Linked DNA regions of Homo sapiens: all the other regions are linked to region 3. Evidence: chromatin loops called from intact Hi-C (ENCODE). Cell type or tissue: mammary epithelial cell. All regions are shown on one strand.

Region 1 (8,000 bases), 230 kb after region 3:
TATACAATATATGTATACACATATATAGTACATATATACATGTATACAATATATGTATACACATATATTAGTACATATATACGTGTATACAATATATGTATACACATAGTACATATATACGTGTATACAATATATGTATACACATAGTACATATATACGTGTATACAATATATGTATACACATAGTACATATATACGTGTATACGATATATGTATACACATAGTACATATATACGTGTATACAATATATGTATACACATAGTACATATATACGTGTATACAATATATGTATACACATAGTACATATATACGTGTATACAATATATGTATACGCATAGTACATATATACGTGTATACAATATATGTATACACATAGTACATATATACGTGTATACAATATATGTATACACATAGTACATATATACGTGTATACAATATATGTATACACATAGTACATATATACGTGTATACAATATATGTATACACATAGTACATATATACGTGTATACAATATATGTATACACATATATAGTACATATATACATGTATACAATATATGTATACACATAGTACATATATACATGTGTACAATATATGTATACACGTATATAGTACCTATATACGTGTATACAATATATGTATACACGTATATAGTACCTATATACGTGTATACAATATATGTATACCTATATTTCTGTATTTCCTGGCACATCTTGAAAATCAGTAAATCATAAAGGAGAGAAATGCAAAAGTGGTGGTTTATTCCTAAAAGCAAATTCAGTGCAACTGAATTACTATTTCAGTTCACAATGTGAAAAAGCCAATTGGAAATGTTCCAGATGTGGAAGAGGTAAAAATGCCAACTTTATTAAAATGTAAGCCAATGCAAAATTACAGTCTAAAATGGAAATAGAATTGAGAAAAATGCTGATTTTTGTCTGGCATGTACTGTAAAATTCTAATTTAATGTAGGTTAAAAAAGTGAAATTCCCACCCTTATATACGCATCGAGGGAAAGATAAGCCCACACTAAGTAGATTGTCCATAGTTCTTAGATTTTTGTGTTAATAATAATTTAAATTTTTGATAACATTTTAAGCTCAATTGATAATGGCATTGAAAGATTTCATAAACTAAAACAAATTGTTTTAGTAGAGACCACCAAAAGGGAGACACAATTTGATCTTGGGAGACCAACTTGGACCTACCACGTATCTGTATGTATACTACAGATGGAGTCATAGAGGAGCCACATTTTTAGAAAAGATTGGAAATATGAATAGAGCCTTTCCATAAACTGAAGAAAGCCATTGTTTTTTAGTGCTTTAGGTATGATTTCTCATAGAAGGATGATCCATATACCTGTTTATAACCTATAGGTGAAGCCGTAGGGGAGCCACATTTTCACAAAGAAAAAATGAAGAAAGTGTCTTCTCTGTGACTTTAGGTATGATTTCCCTTAGGAAGATGATCTAAATACTGTGCATACCAATGAACTGAGAAGGCATATAATCAGTAAGGCATAAAGTACTTTGATAAATAGGAAGATCGTAGGGTTTGGAGTCAGACAGACCTGGGTTCAAATCCCAGCATAACTTACTAGCTGGATAAACTTGGGAAAACTAATTAAGCTCTCTGGACAGCACTGTCCTCATCCACAAAATGAGGGTGATAATACCTACCTAATGGTGTTGTCTGGATAGTAATTACAGGTAACATTTCTTGGGTGCTTAGTGTGTACTAGAAGAGTCGCTGTGCTAAGTGCACTGCATGATCTTGTTCAATCATCACAATCACCTGATGACATAGGAACTCATGTTTATCCCATTTAATAGAAAAAACATTGAAGTTTATTGAGGGCAGTTAGCTCCCCCAAGGTCATCTAACACAGGGTGTAGAGTAGCTGGGACTTGAGTCCAGAACAATCTGATTGCACTGGCCTTTCCTCTTAATACATATTTACAAAATAATAAGCATAGCACTTTGCAAATAGTTGCTAATACTCTAATTATATCATCTGTCTTAGGCTTTTCCCCTATTTGGTTCCTAGAGGGTGTTGCTACCTGGGAAGATATCCAGGGCATGCTTTCCTTCCCATGCTCAACTCAGTACCACATATACCTCATTTCATTTTATAAGAACCTATCAATCAAACAGCAGATATTTTCCAACACCTTTTGCACTCACATCGGCTACCCAAGCAAGTTCTTCAGTCACTGGAAAGCCTAGAGTCTTGTGTCTTTGTATGCTATTCTAACCATCTACAAAAATGTCAGATAAAAGTATTTTTAATATCTATCCCTTAGTCTACCATCCAAAGAAAAACCCTTTACTCTTTTGCTGTTTGCCATTTACAACTCTGTTCTTTAACTGCAACAAAATTTTTCTTAAAAATCATAAAAGAAATATTTCAAAAGATGATTTTTTAAACATAATTTTATAGTTAAAACAGATTTCCAAGCAAGACTCAAACTCTAAAAAACATAAAAGGAAACAACTTGAACCCTAATAATGAGGTAAATAGCATAATTGTAAATTATAACAGTGGAAGCTCATATTTGCATGCTCATTATATGCAGAAAATAATGTAATGTCGTGTATGTATTAACTCATTTTATCCTCAAAAGAACCCTAGGAAGGATTTCCCACCATAATAATGATAGATAACTGAGTGTAGAAAAGTCCCTGAATCAGAACTAGTAAAGAGCAAAAACAACATTTGAATATAGGACATCTCATTTTAAAGCATGTTATATAAAAACTAAAAATTTCTGATTAGCAAAAAACCTACCTACACAAAGTTGAGAGACAAATGAAAAATATGACAGATGAAGAGCTGAGTTTATTGAGATATAAAGAATTTTTATGAATCAATATCCGAAAGATGTATACAGGCATATAACAGGAAAGACAATGAATAGCTTTTAAGCAAATTAAGTTCCAAATTCAGTCATAATTAAGTAAATGTATATTAAAAGAACAAAATACTAAAGATGAAAAACATGCAATAGAGGTACCAGCTGTTGACTCCCTTTTGTATTCTTTATGAATGATAAACACATGAAAAAATGTTAGTCCGATATTCTGCAAGTAAGAGAGTACCTAGGGCACAATGGCTTAAATAAGTTGAGGTTTACTTTTCTCATATAATTAGAAGTTTAAAGGTAGGTGGCTTCTGTTTTGGTGGCTCAGTGCTTCCATTATCTCTTGTGGTTCTCTTGGCCTTTCCCTCTCACTGTGGCAAGACGCATACCACAGCACCAGGAACCATGTCTGCATTCAAGTCAGTAAGGAGCAAGGAGGGAGAGAGAAAGTAGTGCTGACACATCTCTTCCTGTATTAGGTAAATAAAAGCTTACCTAGATAGATCCCAGCAGACTTTGGTTTATACCGTCCTGTCTGGAACTGTGATATAATTGAACGCTTATAGATGCAGGGGAGACTGAGAATGTGTTAGCTTAATGCAGAGAGGCAAGAAAGAAAGGGGGTGGGAACAGATGTTGGTTTAAACAACCAACAACATTGCATCTGATACACATTTGGAGCACAATATTTATCAAAATCTACATCCCAACTGACCATATCATTTATTGGAAAAGATTTGGAGCAACTGGAACTCTCGTACACTGCTGTGAGTATAAAATGGCATGATCACTTTGTAAAACCATTTGGCAGTTTATTACAAAGTTAAACACACACCCAGAAATTACATACCTGGGTGTTTGCCTAAGAGAAATGTACACCTGTGGCCCCGAAAGATATTTTCAAGAATATTTGTAGCAGCAATATTTGTAATAGCCCACAACAAGAAAGAATTCAAATGTCTATCAAAGATGAATGGATTAACAAATCGTGGTATACTCATACAATGGAATACTACTCAGCAATAAAAAATAAACTATTGATAACAAAACAACATGAATGAATTTCAAAACTCTCCTGAGAAACAGAAGCCAGGCACAAAAGTGCACACACTGTATGATCCCACTTGTAAAATTCTAGAACAAGCAAAACTATGTTGATAAAAAGCAAGTAAGTGGTTGCCTAGAGCCAGGGTTTGGGGAGGGATTTTCTGCAAACAGCTGTGAGGGAACGTCTGTGTTAATGGAATTTGTATTAACCATGTTTCTACCATCTGTAAATGTGATGCTTTAACATCTGCCCTGCATGCATATGCCGAACACACCTTGCTCTGGACAACCCAGTGAAATACCTAAGTCACTTTAAATACAAACCAACCAATCCAGAGTCTACATTCACTTCTCTAACAACCAAAGGTCATTTCTCCTCCCTTATGCTTCCTGCAGAAACCATGATAAAGGCCTAGGCCCACAGTTCCTCTTTCTCTTGCCCACTGGCTTCGTTACCTTACCCTCAGTGATTCCCCAGGTGACTCCCCAATAGTGTGAAGTGTACTCCCTCTCTTGGAAACTGTGAGTATAATAAACTGTCTTTTGAATGACAGTCATTTCCTGCTCTGTCAGCCTTTACCATACCTAAGTAATAATAAAGCCTATTAAAACACAAATATTCTATATCTGAATTGTGTTGATGGTAACATGGACATACACAAACTGCACACTTAAAGAAGATGCATTTGATTGTATATAAAGTTTATTCAAAGTAAATGAAAATATACATACCTTTTATTTCAGCACTTGATTGCTAAGACTTTATTTTTATTTTATTTTTATTTACCTATTTTTTGAGACGGAGTCGCACTCTGTCACCAAGGCTGGAGTGCAGTGGCGTGATCTCAGCTCACTACAACCTCCGCCTCCCAGGTTCAAGCCATCCTCCTGCCTCAGCCCCCCTAGTAGCTGCGACTACAGGCATGCGCCACTACGCCCAGCTAATTTTTTTTTTTTTTTTTTTTTTGTATTTTGAGTAGAGACGAGGTTTCACCCTGTTGGCCAGACTGGTCTCGAACTCCTGACCTCAAGTGATACACCCACCTCAGCCTTCCAAAGTGCTGGGTTTACAGGCGTGAGCCACTGTGCCCGGCCTATTCTCTAGATATACTCGCAAATGTATGTATACAAAGGTAGAGCAAGATCTTCATGGCATTGTCTGCCTCAGACTGAAAAAAGCACAAATGTCTGTCATCTGGGGATTGTTTGTTAATGCGGCATAACTGTGCTATCAAAATAAGTATCATGCATGCTATAATTTTGAGCCAGACCCACCTACAGCTTTCCAGCTTGGCCATCTGCACCATAAGCCAGGTCCCAAATGTACAATGAAATATTATTTAGCCATTAAAAAGAATAGATAAGTCTGTATAGACTAAAGAGGAGCAATGACCAAGATAACATTGTTTTAAAAATCAAGGTTAAGTAGCAAGGTCAAGAATACTGTGCACATTCTCTCCAATTTATGTTGATAAATATGGGAAGGGTAGGTTTTAAACATTGTATGTATCATATATTATACTTGTATATGCGTATAATGTGTAATGGTAGTAAGGATTCCTTCTGGGAGGACCAGAACCTGGATGCCTGGAGAGGAAATGAAATGTAGTTATCCCTGCATATCCTTTATAAGCTTAATTATTATCTTAGTCCATTTTCTGTTGCTTATAACAAAATACCTGAAACTGGGTAATTTATTTTTTTAAAAAGGAATTTATTTCTTACAGTTGTGGAGGTTGAGAAGTTCCAGGTTGAGTAGCCACATCTGGTGAGGGCCTTCTTGCTGGTGGGGACTCTGCAGAGTCCCAAGGCATACTTCAAGAGGACACATTTGATTGTTTATAAAGTCACATGGCAAAGTGACTGAGCATGCTAGCTCAGGCCTGTCTTCCTCTTCTTATAAAGCCACCAGCCCCATTCCCACAAAAACCTATTAATCAGTTAACCCTTAAATCCATTAATTCATGAATGAACTAATCCATTCATGAGGGCAGAGCCCTTGTAACCCAATCATCTCTTAGAAGCCCCACCTATCAACACTGCCATGTTCAGAGTTAAGTTTCAACATGAGTTTTGGGAGGGACAAATTTTCTAACTACAGCAATTATTATTGTAACATTGCATAAATATATTACTATGTTAATAAAAAGTGGCCATTGCTTTATAAACAAAATAATAAAATGTTAAAAATTAAATCATTTAGAGTTTGCAGAAACACAATATTTTATTACCATCTCAGGCTGATATAAGAATTATCCTGTTTTTACTGGATTAGCTGCTATTCTTAAATCAGTAAATAAGTGTAGCAAGTCCATGTTTCAGTACCTGCTGCTGGGGCCAAATATCTCAATGGAGAATGAGCATCCAAACAGCTTTAGCATGTAATAAATGTCAGAAAATAGAAAACAGATTCCACCATCTTCCAAAGGTCTATAATTCTCCAGACCACTACTTTGAATGGAGTGCTTTTCTTTTCTTTTTTTTTTTTTAATTATACTTTAAGTTCTAGGGTACATGTGCACAACGTGCAGGTTTGATACATAGGTATATATGTGCCATGTTGGTTTGCTGTGCCCATCAACTCATCATTTACATTAGGTATATCTCCTAATGCTATCCCTCCCCCAGCCCCCCACCCCCCAACAGGCCCCGGTGTGTGATGTTCCCCACCCTGTGTCCAAGTCATCTCATTGTTCAATTCCCACCTATGAGTGAGAACATGCAGTGTTTGGTTTTCTGTCCTGAGAGAGGGGCGTCCTTTCTTGTACCGGTTTTCAAAGGGAGTGCTTCCAGTTTTTGCCCAGTGTGATATTGGCTGTGGGTTTGTCATAAATAGCTCTTATTATTTTGAGATAAACATTCCGTCAATACCTAGTTTATTGAGAGTTTTTAGCATGAACGGCTGTTGAATTTTGTCAAAGGCCTTTTCTGCATCTATTGAGATAATAATGTGGTTTTTGTCATTGGTTCTGTTTATATGCCGGATTAAATTTATTGATTTGCATATGTTGAACCAGCCTTGCGTCCCAGGGATGAAGCTGACCAGATCGTGGTGGATAAGCTTTTTGATGTGCTGCTGGATTCGGTTTGCCAGTATTTTATTGAGGATTTTTGCATCGATGTTCATCAGGGATATTGGTCTAAAATTCTCTTTTTTTGTTGTGTCTCTGCCAGGCTTTGGTATCAGGATGATGCTGGCCTCATAAAATGAGTTAGGGAGGATTCCCTCTTTTTCTATTGATTGGAATAGTTTCAGAAAGAATGGTACCAGCGACTCTTTGTACCTCTGGTAGAATTCAGCTGTGAATCCATCTGGTCCTGGACATTTTTTTTATTGGTAGGCTATTAATTATTGCCTCAATTTCAGAGCCTGTTATTGGTCTATTCAGGGATTCAACCTCTTCCTGGTTTAGTCTTGGGAGGGTGTGTGTGTCGAGGAATTTATCCATTTCTTCTAGATTTTCTAGTTTATTTGCATAGAGGTGTTTATAGTATTCTCTGTTGGTAGTTTGTATTTCTGTGGGATCGGTGGTGATATCCCCTTTATCATTTTTTATTGTGTCTATTTGATTCTTCTCTCTTTTCTTCTTTATTAGTCTTGCTAGCGGTCTATCAATTTTGTTGATCTTTTAAAACAAAGCAGCTCCTAGATTCATTGATTTTTAGAAGGATTTTTTGTGTCTCTATCTCTTTCAGTTCTGCTCTGATTTTAGTTATTTCTTGCCTTCTGCTAGCTTTTGAACGTGTTTGCTCTTGCTTCTCTAGTTCTTTTGATTGTGATGTTAGGGTGTCAATTTTAGATCTTTCCTGCTTTCTCTTGTGGGCATTTAGTGCTATAAATTTCCCTCTACACACTGCTTTAAATGTGTCCCAGAGATTCTGGTACATTGTGTCTTTGTTACCATTGGTTTCAAAGAACTTCTTTATTTCTGCCTTCATTTCCTTAATTACCCAGTAGTCATTCAAGAGCAGGTTGTTCAGTTTCCATATAGTTGGGCGGTTTTGAGTGAGTTTCTTAATCCTGAGTTCTAATTTGATTGCACTGTGGTCTGAGAGACAGTTTGTTGTGATTTCTGTACTTTTACATTTG
Region 2 (8,000 bases), 270 kb after region 3:
AACAGCAGAGTTGAGTAGTTGAAACAAAGACACAATGGCTGGCAAAGTTGAAAATATTTACTCTCTGGCCCTTTGCAGAAAAAGTTTGCTGACCCCTGATCTAGAGCACTTAGTCTTTAGGAAAATTCTTTTTTTCACTTCTGAATGTGCTCTGATTTCTTATTTCTTAAAATGTGGATCCCCAATGAAGCAGTATTCTGAGAAGCGCCTATTTTCCAGTGCATTCAAGATTAAGACCACCATATTTTTAAATATATCCCAAGAGCCTTTATAAGTAAAAGTGCTAAACTGCCAGCCTATATTCAACTTGCAGGCTAATGTTACCTCAATATAGTTATTTTCTTCTAACATATATTTTCTATACGTTTAATTCCAACCTTCTATTTATCTCTGTTGAACATAAGCTCCTTTCTTAATGTCATTTTAATCCTACTCTTCAAGGTCATTTTGAATTATAATAGAATCCTCTGAGATGTTAGTTATCCAATTTGGCACCATCTGCAAATTAAATCAACTTGTCTTTTATTTCATCACCCAAGTCACTAATAGAAGGGGTCAATTAAGCAGGCAGACTCAATACCCCTTATGGCATAATGACTGGCATTTTAAGTTCAGAAATGACTGATTAGATCCAATTTCCCTAAGAGCAGAGACCTAAAGGTGGACTCAAAGATTATCAGTGGTTCCAGTGGAATCTTGAGGGAAATAGTAATATTTAGAAAGGATGTCCTGGACAGCCCACTTTGGGCTAGACTTTGCAGAACCTTGCTCTCTCTTGACATTATAAGTGTCCCAGAAGAGTAAGGTACTCAAATTAACTGTAAGGCCCTTTTATAGTGCTTTCCACACAGGTGCTACTGAATAAATTGGTGAAATAAAATTAACTTAGCCAAAATGTTACTCTTGTTCAGCTGGCTGATTTGTCATAGCTGTTATGTAAACATTTGTCATGTATCTTGATTCTCCTCTCTTTCTTTGAAGTTAAGCAGAGCCAGAGGAATTGCTTTGGCCAACAAGAGGCTAGTGGAAGTTTAACAGTCACTTATGGGGTAAAGTTTTGAAAATCCAACACAATTCACCAAATCCCTGTTTCCTGTGTCAGCAGCCTGGGTTCCTGAGTGGCTATGGATAGGTGCGCCCTCCCTGTTGGCCTATGTAAACATGCGGCGTGAGCGACAGATTCACTTTTGTTGTTTTAAGCCACTGAGATTTGGAGCTTGCTTGTTACCAGAGCATATCTTTATTTATTCTGACTGATACAGCTACTGAACATTGGAACATTTTTTCTAGAAAGCTTTATTAAAGCCAGGGATCATTCTTTATCTCCGTGTATCTTTTTCTGTGTCTATCCTTCACAGAACCTCATTCATAGTATGTACCAATTAAATGTTTCTTGCACAGAAGTGAATTAATAATAGATTGGGTATCTGATAACTGATTACAATATTTAGGAAATTTTTCTTATGCTTTTCCATCACTTCTTTATGTGCAGAATGAATAAGAAAAATCACTCCATTGTCCATCCAGCTTCCTGAGCATCTTCAAGATGCTTTCAAGTTGCATCTAATTGTCCTCCTCAGTTGTTAGATAAAAGGACATTGTCATGATACGGCTGATGCATCAAGTTTTACTTTCCCCCAGTATTTATCTGATTTGGCTCAGCCCGGGTCTACCCAGTCTAATCATGGTAAGGTCCACCTCAGGTTAGTAAGAGTAACTTGCACTAACTACAGTGAAAGCTGTTGCTTGGACATCATTCATTTATTAATATTGCTATATTTATATGGAACTTCAATTAGACATTCTTGTGTTGTGAGAAATTTAGGAAAACATTAGATTTTCACATCCCATAATATAGATATACACAGTCTTTTCTGTAAGACTGTAAGCTCCATGAGGGTGGGGAACGTGCCAAGCTTCTTTATGGCGTTACTCCTAGGATGTAGCAGAATGCCTGGACCATAAGAAATGTCAACAGATATATGAAGAATGATTGAAATGAAATCTCCTTAGGTACTTTCAGAAATCTAATATGTTGAGCCATTTTCACTTCCACTGGCAGGTGAAGCTCAGAAGCATTATGTATCCAAGGTCACACATCCAAGAGATGGAACTGGAATTGAAATATCTTTGGACTCTAAGTCATCTGCTCTTTTTTGGCTACTGTGGTACACTCAGGGTGCATAGAAATAGTGAGCTTTCTGGAGTCTGATGCAGTGTGTTTTAAATTGTAGCTCAACTACTCATTAGTTATATATCATTAGGAATTTCTAAACTCTATCCCCTGATGTTTTCTTCAAACCACAATGATATTTTCTCCCCTTCAAATAGGTCTTGTATTTTATTTAGTTTCCCATAAGTGCTATTTTTTGGCATGGTGTAATTATTTAGCTGTAAGTACTCTTTCACTGGGGTCCTCTATGGTTAGGTTGAATTCATGCTGCTTCAGTGATCCAGACTTTCCCAAACCATTTCTTGAGGCCTCTAAAATGGATTTAGCAGAGGATTGTATTTCCTCTCTGAAATATGCTACTTTGAGATCCAAATTTCATTTTGACCTTCCAATTCAACAGTTATAGCCTATGATATTTTGTGTTTAAAGCCTAAATGATTGTTTGCTTAGAATTGTAAGAACAGGCCAGGCACAGTGGCTCATGCCTATAATCCCAGCACTTTGGTAGGCCGAGGCGGGAGGAACACCTGAGGTCAGGAGTTTGAGACCAGCCTGGCCAACATGGTGAAACTCCATCTCTACTAAAAATACAAAAAGTAGCTGGGCGTTGTGGCAGGGGCCTGTAATCCCAGCTACTCAGGAGGCTGAGGCAGGAGAATTGCTTGACCCCAGGAGGCAGAGGTGGCGGTGAGCCGAGATCGTGCCACTGCACTCCAGCCTGAATGACAGAGCAAGACTCCATCTCAAAAAAAAAGAGAAAGAAAAAAAAAAGAATTGTAAGAACAAATTTGGAGGCCAGCTTAAGGCATTTAGAGGTTTAGCCTGCCCTGGGAAAAAAAAATGCATTCTTTGTCTTGCAACAACCTGTTAATAAAGTCTAAAGTTTCTACATAAACAGAACTTACTTCAGTGGGAATTATGAGGACACAAAGAGTGCAGATCATAAATGGACTATATTAGTGAAAGCCATTTACCTAGCATGGTACAGAGTTTCATTTAAGATTAATGAAAACCCAGTAAGTAGAAAACACTGATATTCCTTCCAGTGGAGGAATCAGGATGAATCTTAACTTGATACAATAGAGATGTGAGTACTGTGAACAGAAAAATGTGTGCAATATTTGCCAAGTTATATTTTCATAATATTTTATAACCCAAATTTATATTCAATAAAAATACACTCTCTATCTCATTTTATGATCTTTCTGGAGACATTTAAAGGGAGTCATGTTAACAGTAAGTTATGACTTTATAAAAAGTATTTTAATAAGTTTGTATATTGCATTTAAATTCTCTGGACATATGATTATTAAAAATTATATTTGAAAATGGAAAATTGCCATTTTAATGTTCTTCTGTCTCTTAAAGTTGATTCTATTTTGGGAAATGCTATTGGAGTTAAATTCTTTATCTGGGGTTTTGGATTTGCCAAAAACTGATCATGAGACTTTGGACCAATCACTTTATCTCTGTAAGCCAACTTTATTATTGTGAAGAGGAAATACTACACACTTCACAGTGTTCCTGCAGAGATAAGAAGAGAAATTGTATGCAAAAGTTTTTCCCAGTGGAAATTGCTATTCAAAAATAGTTACCCTTCCTGGCAGTGCAATTTTTGTTCCTTACTCATCTCGGCAGAAACTTTTTGACATTGGTTTGTGTTGGTGCTCACTTAGGTGGCATCAGAAGATTCATTATCTCGCCTGTCCTAAACAGAGACCTAAAACAGCCTTGAGCTGTTTTTAATAAGGTTGTCACTACTCAAGGAGCAGTCAACCCATGGATGAAATAAAAACAAGTGTTTCATTTTGAGATAGGTCCTTTTTAGCAGACAATCTTCATCTCTAGTACACAGGAAAGTCTCAAGTCTCCATATTGTCTTCAGTGGAATTGGCTAGAATTTTTTAAAATTATTACTTTACTAAGTAGTAGATAAAATGTAAGGGGAAGAGCTATAGAGTTCTTTTGAAGATATATTTTCTTATCTTCTTAAATCGAGGAAGTTGTTTAAAAATGTTTACATACAAGTATGCAAATTCGCAAGTCTTAGATTTCTTTCCTGAAACCATCAAATAACACATCAGCATGTGGGCTTAGGAGGGTTGTTATTGGAATAGATGTCATTATCTGTCATTTTGCCCATCAAAAAATACAGTAGCAATTACTGCATTGTAAAGGGAGAAAACGCAAAATGATTGTATTGCATTATCTACCAAAGGCCTGGGAAAGTTGAATAACTATTCGTTACTATGCTCAAATAAGGATTTGAGCCTTATTTGATGGAGGTTTATTCACATTCTCTTTCTGTCACATGTTCTATTCACTTCTTTGAAAATAATCTCAAGTTCAATTACCCTGGTTTTAAAAACATGAAAGACAACTTATAAAATGTTACACTTTTTTCCCCTACAATGCCTTCAGATAATATGAGGCTGGTCACAGCCCATGATATAAAATACTAACTGTTGACTCACAGTCACACTACAAGGGCCAATTTTACAGACTGCCAGGATAAAGATGATTTTAATTAAATTGCACAAATCCCTTTGTACTGCAACCAAACCCCTACGCAGGCTGATCAACTCTGAGCCATTCTGGTGTGTATAGAGTTAACCAGGTTACCAGGATTCCTAGTTAACTTCTTTCACCAGGAATGCAATTCATGTTTACCTATATAAGGAAACCTGTTAGGCTGACCTGAGTTTGGCGGATTTTTGCGCTGACTGAGAGGCGTGTAAGCACACACCCTGGAGAGGGGGAGTGATTCCGAGCTGGACAGAGCAAGCTTCCTGAACGCCCCAGCCATTCAGCTGATCCGAGGCAAAGAGCCGGCACTTGCCCCAGCCCAGCCTGCTTGAAGGACCTACAGGTTTGTCTCTTCCAGATCAGAACTGAGGAACAAAAACCCCCATCCTGGGAAAAATGGGGAAGCTGGTGAGTCTTACCACTCTCTCTCTGCTTGCTTCTGCTAAGTGGCACGCCTGTCTGCTCTCACCCAGGAAGCAAAGTAAGAGGCGTTGCTCAGCCTCTAACCCCACAGCTCCTTCCTGAACAAATACAATGCTTTGCGAATACCTCCAGACAACTTTTTCTGCCTGTTTTGCACACCGAAAATCCACAGAGGCAATGATTTTTAGCACTTTAGACATTCCAGAGAGTGTTTTTCCTAGGCAAGCGTTTCTATACTGTCGTGATGAGCAAACTTTCTCATCTTTGTTACACTCTAAAACAGTGGAAATTAGCCTTGGGGTGCTTTGTGAGGAAGGCTGAGTCCCCAAGGAAGTGATAGTAAATCTAAATGGGGTTTTTAAAACCACAGGCAGTGTGATATTCTGCAAAAGCGTAATTTGTCACTAAAAAGGCAGTCTGAAGGTATCATTTTTCATTCACGCAGCAGCAAAATCCTTGCATCCTGCATATGTAATAAAGGACACCTTCTGAGACACTGAGGAAAAATAGAAGCCGAGCTGGCCTCTTTGTTCTAGACAATGTAAAGAAACTCGCTCTTGCGTTTTGACAAGGAGCGTATGTCTATTTATATATATGGCGAGAACGGTGAATAAAGGCTTTATGTCAAAGGTATTGTGGTCAATTGAGTTAAAATCTGGCTATATTCTATATGTGTACAAAAATCTCAATCTGAATGTAATTAAACATGGAAATGTGAAAGTGTTTAACAGACTTGCAGGGAAATTTTAATTATACTTGGGAACAGCCAATTGTAAGAGACAACTGGGAAAGGAAAAAAAATGTTTCAGCTGAGTTCTGGGGCATAGGTAAAACTTTTGCAAAGAAAGTCAATTTTTTATAGCTGTCAAAAGTGATTTGGAATCAGGTAAAAAAATTTATTTTTATTTTTTCATGGTGATGTGGTTTTTTGAGTTGAATTAACTTGGATAATTGTGTTGAATGATTTGACTGCTCGTCTTTCAAAGGAATACTGTTGTTTTCTGTCATATACAGACTTTATCCTGAGTTTTGGGAGCAGGTTTGTGCTACTGACTGCAACAAGTGGCACAAAGACTCAATTTCAGATTTCTGATATTATGAAATTAATTGCTTAAGTTAATTTAAAGAAAAGTAATCAGTGCAAACAAGGAGATTTGAGAAAATGACCACGTTTTTAAAAAATGCAAGTCATAGTCCATTCCCTAGTGAGACTATTGATTTCAAACAGGCATTGGCAACTGCCTAGTCATAAGGACAAAAGCTATGGCCAATTTTCTCTAGGATCTTTGACTCTAGAAAGCATAACTTTCGCAAGGACACAGTTTAAATGAAACTTGTTCACCTCTGTGAGAATGAAACATAGAAAAGCACCGTGTATAATACAATAGACACTTTAGTAAATAAAATTCTTAATAGCACAAGCCGCAGAACAGAAGGGACAATGCAAATGTTTTAAAGTTTATCTTTTCAGTGCTGCTCAGAAAAATATGAGTCTTGACATTCTGTTGCTGTCGATGGGAGTCAGCAACCCAGGAGACACAAAACACTGTTTTAGAATATACAGTTAATAACAGATGGTTTAATACCAGGTTTTCTCACCCTGCTGATGAGATGGCCCCAAGCCAAATCAGCCAGCACGTCTGCCGTTTTTCCTGTGAGTTGATATGTACATAGTTATTATACACTAATTACACTAACAGCCAAGGGAATATATAACCAGAAAGACAGATAAGTCTCCTGGGGTAAGGAGGGCAAGGGGGCGGTGTATGCATAGGGTTTTTGGATCTCATGTTTAGAATTATCCTTGCCAGTGGCATATGAATTACTGCAGATTACTGGGAGTCTCACGGCTAGAATCTACTCATCCCCGGCTCCTCAGCAGCCTGTTTGGGGGTAATAATATTGTTTATGGTATTTAACACTTTAGTATTAACAAAGTTCCAGGAGGATTCCTTCTTAAAGATTAAAGTTTTTCCAGTGTCTGAACTAATCCTCCAATTAAAGACAGTTAGGACCTATATTGTTGCATTGACCCTTTTCAAGTCACAGTACTGCGTGCTTGCATGGAGGGTTTAACCAATCGGCAGCCTCCGTAGATCTGCAAGATGTTAGTAGGTGCCCTGGTTAAAAGAGGTTGGAAAATACTGGACAAAAACAAACAAACAATGGGAAATAGGTCTTCTCAGAGCCTTAATATGTTCATTTATTAATACGTGTTTTGACTCCCTGAGAGAAGTATAGTGTGCACCATATGAAGTATGGTTTGCTGCAAACTTACTTGATGGCTCATTTCTAGGCTGATCATTTTGAGAAACATTCTTTAAAACAAAGCTTCTCAATGGATGGACCTCAGAGCACTGGTAAATGATGAGTGGGTTGCAGACATACCCAGCTGTTAACCCCTCTTGGCACATGGGCCATCAGGCTGTGGCTGGCCTGAGCTGATCCCTGGAAGGTTATTTCTGGATCACATAGCTTCATCAGTTTACCTCCATATATGGTGCAGATTGCATCAATTTCTCTGTCATGATGTGCTAAAGTTAGGAAACTGCCTTTGACAATCTAGGCCCAGAATATTGATCAAACCAGTCAAAATACCCCAACACTGTATTAACTTGGGCCTGGGGGCTCATGCAATCATGAGAGTGTTAAGGCCCTCTACATGTTATCCAGTTTGTCCTCTTTATTTTATAAAGAATTTAATGATGTGTTCTATAATGTGTGTATGTGTGTGTGCTATTCTATTCTTAGAAGTTTCCTGAACAACTGATGGCAAAGTGCTTCATGGAATCCTTTCTAACATTTGGTTATTGCTTATACTTCCCTTTCTCAAACTGCTATCAGGGTTTGTTTGGCTGGGATTCTCCCACCACTAATA
Region 3 (8,000 bases):
GGGCTTCTACTTTCTCAGCTTGCTCAATATATGTATATATACACACATGCAAACATACTGGCATGTAGTGTGCATTATGTAACTACACTGGGACTATTTAACTCATTGCCCCTTCTTTCTACCTACCCCAAACCAACACACACAATCATTCAGAAGCAGAAATGGGGGCGGGGACTCGCTATTTTCGAGTGGTGAAAACTGTTATTATTATTGAAGTTATTATGATTAAGTTGCTGATCCAGTTGTTGCCACAAGTGGGCCTTTATGAGTCACTAGATTTAACATGATGTGCCAAAAAAGATGGGAATAGCACTGGTAAGAATGGGTGAAGTGAACATTGCTTTGGGGAGGAGCTCTGGAGAGCCATGTGAATCACCACCCACACAGGCAGGAGAGATATCAGTATAGTCTTGCCTAGAGGAGTGAGGAATTTCATGTTTTCTTCCCTATGGAAATAATTAGTAGTGGATTTGGTTACCAATGGTAGAGAGAAATGGGGAAACCACGGGGTTATGTTAATGAAATTTCCAGTGGGTATTGGATTTGCCCTCCAATTTTTAAAGCATAAACTGTAACCAAAGACCTTCTGACATATTATTCTTTTAAAAAGGAGGAGCATGGTAGATTACAGTTGTTTGAAATTACCACCTTACTGCATAAAGAGAAAGCTAAGGTGAAGTAAATAAGAAGACAGGAGTAAAAAAATGGCTGCTGATTTTGAGAAATATTTAGGGTTAGGGGCAAGATGAGTTCAGGTTAGACACATTGCACTTGAGATGATAATGGTTATCTAGGCAGTGAAATCCCAGAAGCGGTTCAGAACACAGAATTAGAACTCAGGAAAGAGCTGGTTGCAGATAAAGAAATGTAAATTATCAGGTTTGGTTGGATGTTAAGACATAAGAATGGATGGTAAAATCCTTCAAGGCTTTGGTTTTCTTTGCTCTCATTCCAAATTTACCAAAGAACTTTGCGACTTTAGTTTGGCTTTCCTATTAGGAAGAGAATGCATCACTAGCCAACCTAAATTTCTTCCTCCTTGGCAGTCTTATTTTTTTATTCTAAACATTGTGAATTAATGACTTGGAGAAAATAGGAGTAATGGAAGGAAAATCAATAAGGCAAGGCATGAGTAGCTTTAAAGGAAGGAAGGGAAGGCTCTTTGAGTGGTTTGGACTCATTGTAAAGTGGGATTGAAAGATTAAACCCGCAAAAGACAAGTTGACAAACCATCCTCTACCACCACCACATGAAATGCAGTTTTCCAAGAAATGTGCTTTGAGGGACCCCATTTTTAAAACACAAGTAGTAGCATACTTTATATAGGGATTTAACTGTTGTTCTTCACCTAAAATATCTTGGAGGTTTTCCATATCCATCTTTCTTTTTATTTAACAGATTCAAGAATTAAAATGTAAATTTTCATATCAGTACATACAGTGTTCCATTTTGTTTTTATTTAGGACATGTACACTATTCCATCATATAGATTAATACAGTTTATGTAACTGGTCCCTTACTAATCAACTAAATTGATGTTATATCCAATACTTTCCTATTACGACAATACTACAATGAGTAATATTGTGCTTACATCATTTCTCACACTGTGTGAGCATATCTTTGTAATACCTAGAATTAAAATGACTGGGTCAAAGGGAATGTGCTTTTAAAACTTTGATAGTCACTTCTAAATGACCCGAGATAGGTGGTTGTACCCCTTGTAGCTTCCCTCAGGAGTGGATGAGAGTGCCTGTTTTTCCACACCTTCATCAACACAGTGTATTGCTTTTTTTAAAAATTGATTTGTAGACATTCTTTATAAGGAAATTAACCTTTCTTCTACACTATGAGGTTGGAATATTTTCTAAAATTATCTTTTTTTGTTTTTGCTTCTGCTAAGTTTTGCTTTGAGTAGTTTTTATGGATCTTAATTTTATAATCTTCTATGATTTCTGGATGTTGTGGCATAATTAAAAATATTTTAAGTCCTAAATTCTCCCAAGTTTCTTCAATTAAAAAAATTACACTTTTTCCTTTAAACCATTTATATATTTGAAACTTATCCTGGTGAAAGGAATAAGGTATAGCTGTGCTATGGTATGAATATGACTTGTTTGTCCCCATCAAAGCTAATTTTGAAATTTGATCTGCAGTGTGGCAGTGCTGGGAGCTGGGGCCTAATGGAAGATGTCTGGGTCATGGGGTAAATCCTTCATGAATGACTTGGTGACTTTCTAATGGTAGTGGGTTCTCACTCTCACAAGACTGGATTAATTCTCGGGAATGGATTGGTTCCGGCAAGAGCAGGATTGTTACAAAGTGAGGATCCCCCTCATGTTTACTCTCTCTTCACATGTGCCTGGTTTGCCTTTGACTTTCTCTGCTGACTCAACATGAAAGCCCTCACCAGAAGCTGAGAAGATGCCGGTTCCATGCTTCTTGAACAGCCTATAGAACTCTAAGCCAAACAAACCTCTTTTCTTTATAAACTACCCAGCCTCAGGTATTTTGTTGTAGTAACACAAAATGGACTAAAGACAAGCTCCAATGACTACATCCATTTTATACTCTCCTATGTTTTGGATTCTCTTGTCTTTAGTCTTAATGTTTGTGTGTTTATTTTGGATTTTCCAGGGATTATTTCATATAATCTCAACTAATAATGATTTTACTTCCTCCCGTCCAACTTTAATGCCTCTAATTTCTTTTGTTTTTTTTTTTTTTTTTTTGAGACGAAGTCTCGCTCTTGTTGCCCAGGCTGGAGTGCAATGGCATGATCTCGGCTCGCTGCAACCTCCACCTCCCAAGTTCAAGTGATCCTCCTACCTCAGCCTCCCAAGTAGGTAGGATTACAGGCACCTGCCACCATGCCCGGCTAATTTTTGTATTTTTTTTTTTTTTTTCAGTAGAGATGGGGTTTCACCATGTTGGCCAGGCTGGTCTCAAACTCCTGACCTCAGGCGATCCGCCCACCTCGGCCTCTCAAAGTGCTGGGATTACAGGCGTGAGCCCCTGCGCCTGGCCTCATGCCTCTAATTTCTTTCTCCTGCATAGGCTAAGACTTTCCAGCAAAACGTTAAATAAAAGTGGCAGTAGACATTCCTAATTTTTGTGGAAAAGTGTCTAGTGTCTATCCATTAAGCATTTTGCGAACTTTTAGATTGGCATAAAGTTTTTTGTCATGTTTAAGAAGTATCCATATATCTCTATTTTGTTATGAGTGTTTTACAAAATCAGCAAGTAATTTAGTGAATGGGTTTTCATAGAAGATGATAAAGGGGCAGAGTTTCCCCTCTAGGTCAATGTAAACTGAGCCAGCACAAGCAGAGAGAGGAGTCCAGAGGCAGAAGTGACCATAGGAGCCTAAGTCCCTGAGGAGTAACATATAACTCAGGGAAACTTGATATTCCATGGACCATGGACTGGGAGATTCAAGTGAATAAGACCTTGGGGTCCAGGAGATGGGGAGGCCAGGCCTAACTGACAGAGGCTTATACTTTAAGGGTGAATTTATTAAACAAATATTATACAAAATACAATGAGCTGATAATAAAACATTCTTTGTTCTTAAATTTATATATGTGTGCTTGTGTGTACTAATACTGAGGCCCTTAAACCACTAAGATTTAGGATTCTTAAACAAAACAGATTAGGTAAAGTTTGCCTTCCAAAGCCAAGGGGAGAGGGGTGGCCAGGGAAGGAGAATGTTCTGGCTGGAAAGGAGACAAATTCTGAGTAAAGGAAGCTGAAGGACAAACACTTCTACTCAGGATTTAGCATTGGCAGGACTGTTTGGTGTGTAGGAATTTAGAACTGGGTCAGTATTATTTAAAGGACTACAAACCTGGTTTTAAATTTAAAAGGGGTGTGGGGGTGGAGCATGGCAGGTGGTGAACCAAAGGAATTTACTATGATCTGAAAAATAAGCTTAAGTACTAACTCCACTGTGGGCAGGGAGGCAAGAACCTTCCCTTTTTTGAGTTGAAGATAAGCCTCTTCAGTCTAAACTTTCCTAAATTCCACTTCTTCTTTTTCTATAAAACAAGGTGAAGTACTTTATGCTAGCTATCAAAAATCATTGACTGTATGTTGCATGAATTTATGAATTTATTATGCTAGAAAAGTGTTTCTTGGCTACTTCATATGTATATAAGCTTTCTCCCTCAACACAGTTTCTGCTTTTTATTTTTGGAATCTCACATAGCCTATATCTTGTTTTCAGAGTAGATACTATCACTGTGGGTGGCTGAGTTCTCATCTATATGCAACCAAGGCTAACTGGCTCTCTAGGTTACCTTGATGCCACCCACTGAGAGTCCTTTCTGGATTTAGTGATTTAGTGCTGCTTATTTTCACCTTCTCTCAGGATGGAGCCTCAGAATAGAGACCAGGTTGAAAATCAGTCTTTTACTTAGAACCATGAAAGCAGATACTACATCTTATCCGTCTATGACCTGGTGACCCAGAAGCCATTAATTTGACATTACCAACATACCTCCACACAAAGACTTTATAATCTTCAGTGTGAGAATTAAACAAACAAACAAACAAAAACTTAAAACAACTTTGGAGGGGAGAACGATAACCTAAATTTTAAGCATAAGAAAATCCCTAACAAAAAGATCCAACTAATTGCCACTGGGGGGCGATGGAAGTTCGTGAACTGCTCTGCTAATCCCTGAGGCAACTGAGCACTTTAGTTGGTTTATTTATTCAAAGCTGGAATTTGGACGTGTGACCCATCAAGCTCAGGGAAATTCCTGGATGAGGAACACAGTCCTGGGAGAAACCTACCAAAGATGGAATTAGCACCTTGGCGAACCGCCTTCAGCGCAAAGAACTTTCTTTCCTTGTGTGTCTTAAGAATTTACTTCAGTTCCCTTCTGTCTGAAGCAGAGGAAGCCAAGTTAAACTGTGAATAAGCACGACAACAAAGAAGAGTTCTTATTTATCACTACCTGCAAACACATGTAAGTGCACAGTTTAAACAGCATTCAGACATCTCACAGCCACTAGGATCAGAGTTTTGGTGTGAGTAGGCCTCAGTTGGTAACTTTCCTGAGGAAAGGAGGGAGGTTATAGAATTTATGTTAGGAAATTCTGAGTCATAGATAACACTTTAAGTGACAGTTAAGGAATCTAGTGAGAGGGACTTTGGACAGGTTTAGAAAAGTACCCTATGGAAACAAAGGAGGAAAAAAAAAGTATCTTCACTGCAAGAGTAATATTGCAGCCACTTGGTGGCGTGTTGTGGGCTTTATTTCTCCTTCCAGATTCCCTCGGTGGTGTCTGGAACCACTGGTAGGATAGGGGTCCTGGCACCAGACTTTGGCCAGCCCAGTCATCAGGCAATATCAATGTTAGGGGTCCCGTTGCTACTTCTACTTGGTCTTTTTTCCCTTCCCAAGATTGCCAATAAAGTGTCATCAGCAGCCGGGTGTGGTGGCTCATGCCCGCAATCCCAGCACTTTGGGAGGCTGAGGTGGGCAGATCACCTGAGGTCAGGAGTTCAAGATCAGCCTGGGCAAAATGGTGAAATCCCATCTCTACTAAAAAAAAAAAAAAAAAAATTAGCCAGGCGTGGTGGCATGCACCTGTAATCCCAGCTACTCGGGAGGCTGAGGTAGGAGACTCGCTTGAACCCAGGAGGTGGAGGTTGCAGTGAGCTGAGATAGCACCTCTGTACTCCAGCCTGGGTGACAGAGCGAGACTCCATCTCAAAAAAAAAAGTGTCATCAGCACAAGAATTTGTCCTGCTTCCACTCCAGGAAGGGCCAAAGGGGACAAAGAGATATGGAACTTAAAAAGCAAGTCTAGAATGCACTTTTGTGCATAAGACATAAATATATCCATGAAATCATGTTGCATCCCCTGTGTAACAGGCTCTCCATTTCAAAAGCCCTCCAACTTGGCATAGGGATGACCTAAGGGCTCTAAGATTGCAGCTAAGATAAGGACCCATGGATCCCAATGCTCAGTGCCCTATGTCCTCTGGAAGTTGCTGACACATGTTTCTGAGGGACACTCAGAAAACCTGGAAGCATGTTATATTAGTGAGCACATTTTGGATTTTGAGTGAGAAGTCCAGCTTGAGTTAACTTAAGCAGAAAAAGAAATTTTGGGATCACACTCTTAGGAAGTCTGGGGTGGGTAAAGCCTCAGGAAGGGCTGGATCCAGTCATTCTGCCTCTATCTCTTGGCCTGATGCCACTTAGTTTGAAGGCCTCTCTCCTAACTTCTTTAACATTTGGGGGAATTTGCTCTGACTGGGTCACATTCTTTCCCCTGAATCAATTACTGTGTCTGGGGAGGTGAGGCAATATGATTGGCTAGGTCTGGTGTGTTGTGATTGACAGCCCACCTGGGACCACCTGAAATGGGGGAGAGGATGTTCCTCAGAGGAAATGATGCTGAACAGACAAAAGCAGCATGAATCTCCAGGCAAATCATTTGTCTGTATGGACAGGAAGATCAACAAGCTGGAAACAGGAAGTAATCCATTAGCCAATAGTAAAATTAATCCCAATTGCTGTTTTGCTTCCTTAGATTCTAACATAGGCCTAATGAAAAAGCTCTGGATTCTTGTGTAAATAATTTGGGAAATGCCTCTACTAATTCAAAGAGGATCTTGGAACTGTTTTCTATTGACAAATGTCCATAAAGAGGAACCTGAGTTGTATTCACTTGCTTCTTTTATTCCTACAATAAGGAAAGCACCAGGAGTTCAATATTGAATGCTGAAATGAAAAGGAAACATTCTGTTTAATAATGAAAAGTACCAACAATTGCATTTGGGGCTAAAAGTCCCAAAATTATCCCTAGAAACCTCTTAAGGTCTACATATTATTTGCAAGGCTCCCTAATGCAAATGATCTGCTTTCTAAGTCAATCTTAGTCATATAAAACACATGCCGCAACATAAAACATAAACCAAAACAAAATAAAATTTCAAGAAACCGAGGGCCAAAAATAGCTATAGTCAACTGCTGATAAGGTGTGAATGGAAACCATGGGACATTCTGGTCTGAATGACAATTGTTCTTGATCTTCGAGGCTGAGAGGATTGTAGGAAGCCATTGTGCAGATGGGATGACTTACCTAGGCCACAGGCTGGCAGCCATATCCACACACCATTCCGAGCCTAGGAGAAAAGCCCTGGGCCCAGAGATGAGGTGCCCTGGAAAGGGCACCCTTTGGAGTCGTAGAGCTCCAACTCTGGGCTCTCTGACTGTCAGCTGTGTGATGTGGATATCACGTCATCTCTCAGAGCCTCCACTGCTTCATTGGTGAAGTGACAGGAACACTGACTTTATGGCATTATGTCATGGAGAAAATGAACACTCATATATTGATCTAACTCAGGAGTCAGAACATTTATTCTGTGAAGGGCCAGAGAGTAAATATTTTGGGCTTTGTAGGCCATAGACTCCATGGCAACTACTGAACTCTACATGAAAGCAGCCACAGACAATGTGTAAATGAATGGATGTGGCTGTGCTCCAATGAAAGTTTATTTACAACCTGAAGGTGGCCCTCAACTTTGGCCCAAAGGCCATAGTTTTCTGACCCCTGGTTTAATGGTTAGTTCCTCCCTGTTCCATAAGTGTTAGCTCCTCCTTGCTCATCCTGGTAACCCTTCTGCCTGTTGTCAGAGAACATTCTGGTGATAGGCTGGATTGTGTTCCCCCAAATTCATATGTTGAAAGGCCTCACCCTTAATGTGACTGTATTGGAGATAGGGCCTTTAAAGAGGTAATTAAGGTCAAATCAGGTCATTAAGAGTGGGGCCCTAATCTGATAGGACTGGTGAGGACTGGTGTCCTTATAAGAGGAATAGACACCAGGGCTTGTAACTCGCTCTCTCCATACCCAAAGGACCATGGAGAGCACAGTGATCTGAGGAAAGAGGGCTCACCAGAAACCAAAACCACTTGCACCTTGATCTTGGACTTTCAGCCTCCAGAACTGTGAGAGAATTCAAGTCTGTTTTTTAAATC

What was found. Peaks named below come from ENCODE experiments on the same cell type or tissue, not always from the same donor. Only the 100,000 strongest peaks of a DNase experiment are listed, where the experiment ranks them.
Region 1: a loop joins it to region 3, with 15 times the contacts of the local background. A loop is called at or near these places in 3 of 110 quality-filtered maps.
Region 2: it touches region 3 in a loop (10-fold over the local background); 7 of 110 quality-filtered maps call a loop at or near these places.

The regions. Positions count from the first base shown.
Region 1 is chrX:10,872,592-10,880,591 of GRCh38, reverse strand. The region is part of intron 4 of HCCS-DT (HCCS divergent transcript); the gene reads left to right. Among named protein-coding and RNA genes, the nearest start is that of HCCS-DT, 230 kb to the left of the region's middle. In mammary epithelial cell, no CTCF peak of the experiment used is centred here; no DNase peak of the experiment used is centred here.
Region 2 is chrX:10,830,661-10,838,660 of GRCh38, reverse strand. It overlaps a transcript of MID1 not described here. Among named protein-coding and RNA genes, the nearest start is that of MID1, 210 kb to the right of the region's middle. In mammary epithelial cell, no CTCF peak of the experiment used is centred here; a DNase peak (open chromatin) is centred at 4,980; H3K4me3 peaks cover 1,093 bases; H3K27ac peaks cover 776 bases.
Region 3 is chrX:11,097,604-11,105,603 of GRCh38, reverse strand. The region is part of intron 2 of HCCS-DT (HCCS divergent transcript); the gene reads left to right. Among named protein-coding and RNA genes, the nearest start is that of HCCS-DT, 9.5 kb to the left of the region's middle. RefSeq lists an enhancer at 2,301-2,500. In mammary epithelial cell, CTCF peaks have their summits at 260 and 4,651 (motif pointing right); DNase peaks (open chromatin) are centred at 333 and 4,743; H3K27ac peaks cover 789 bases.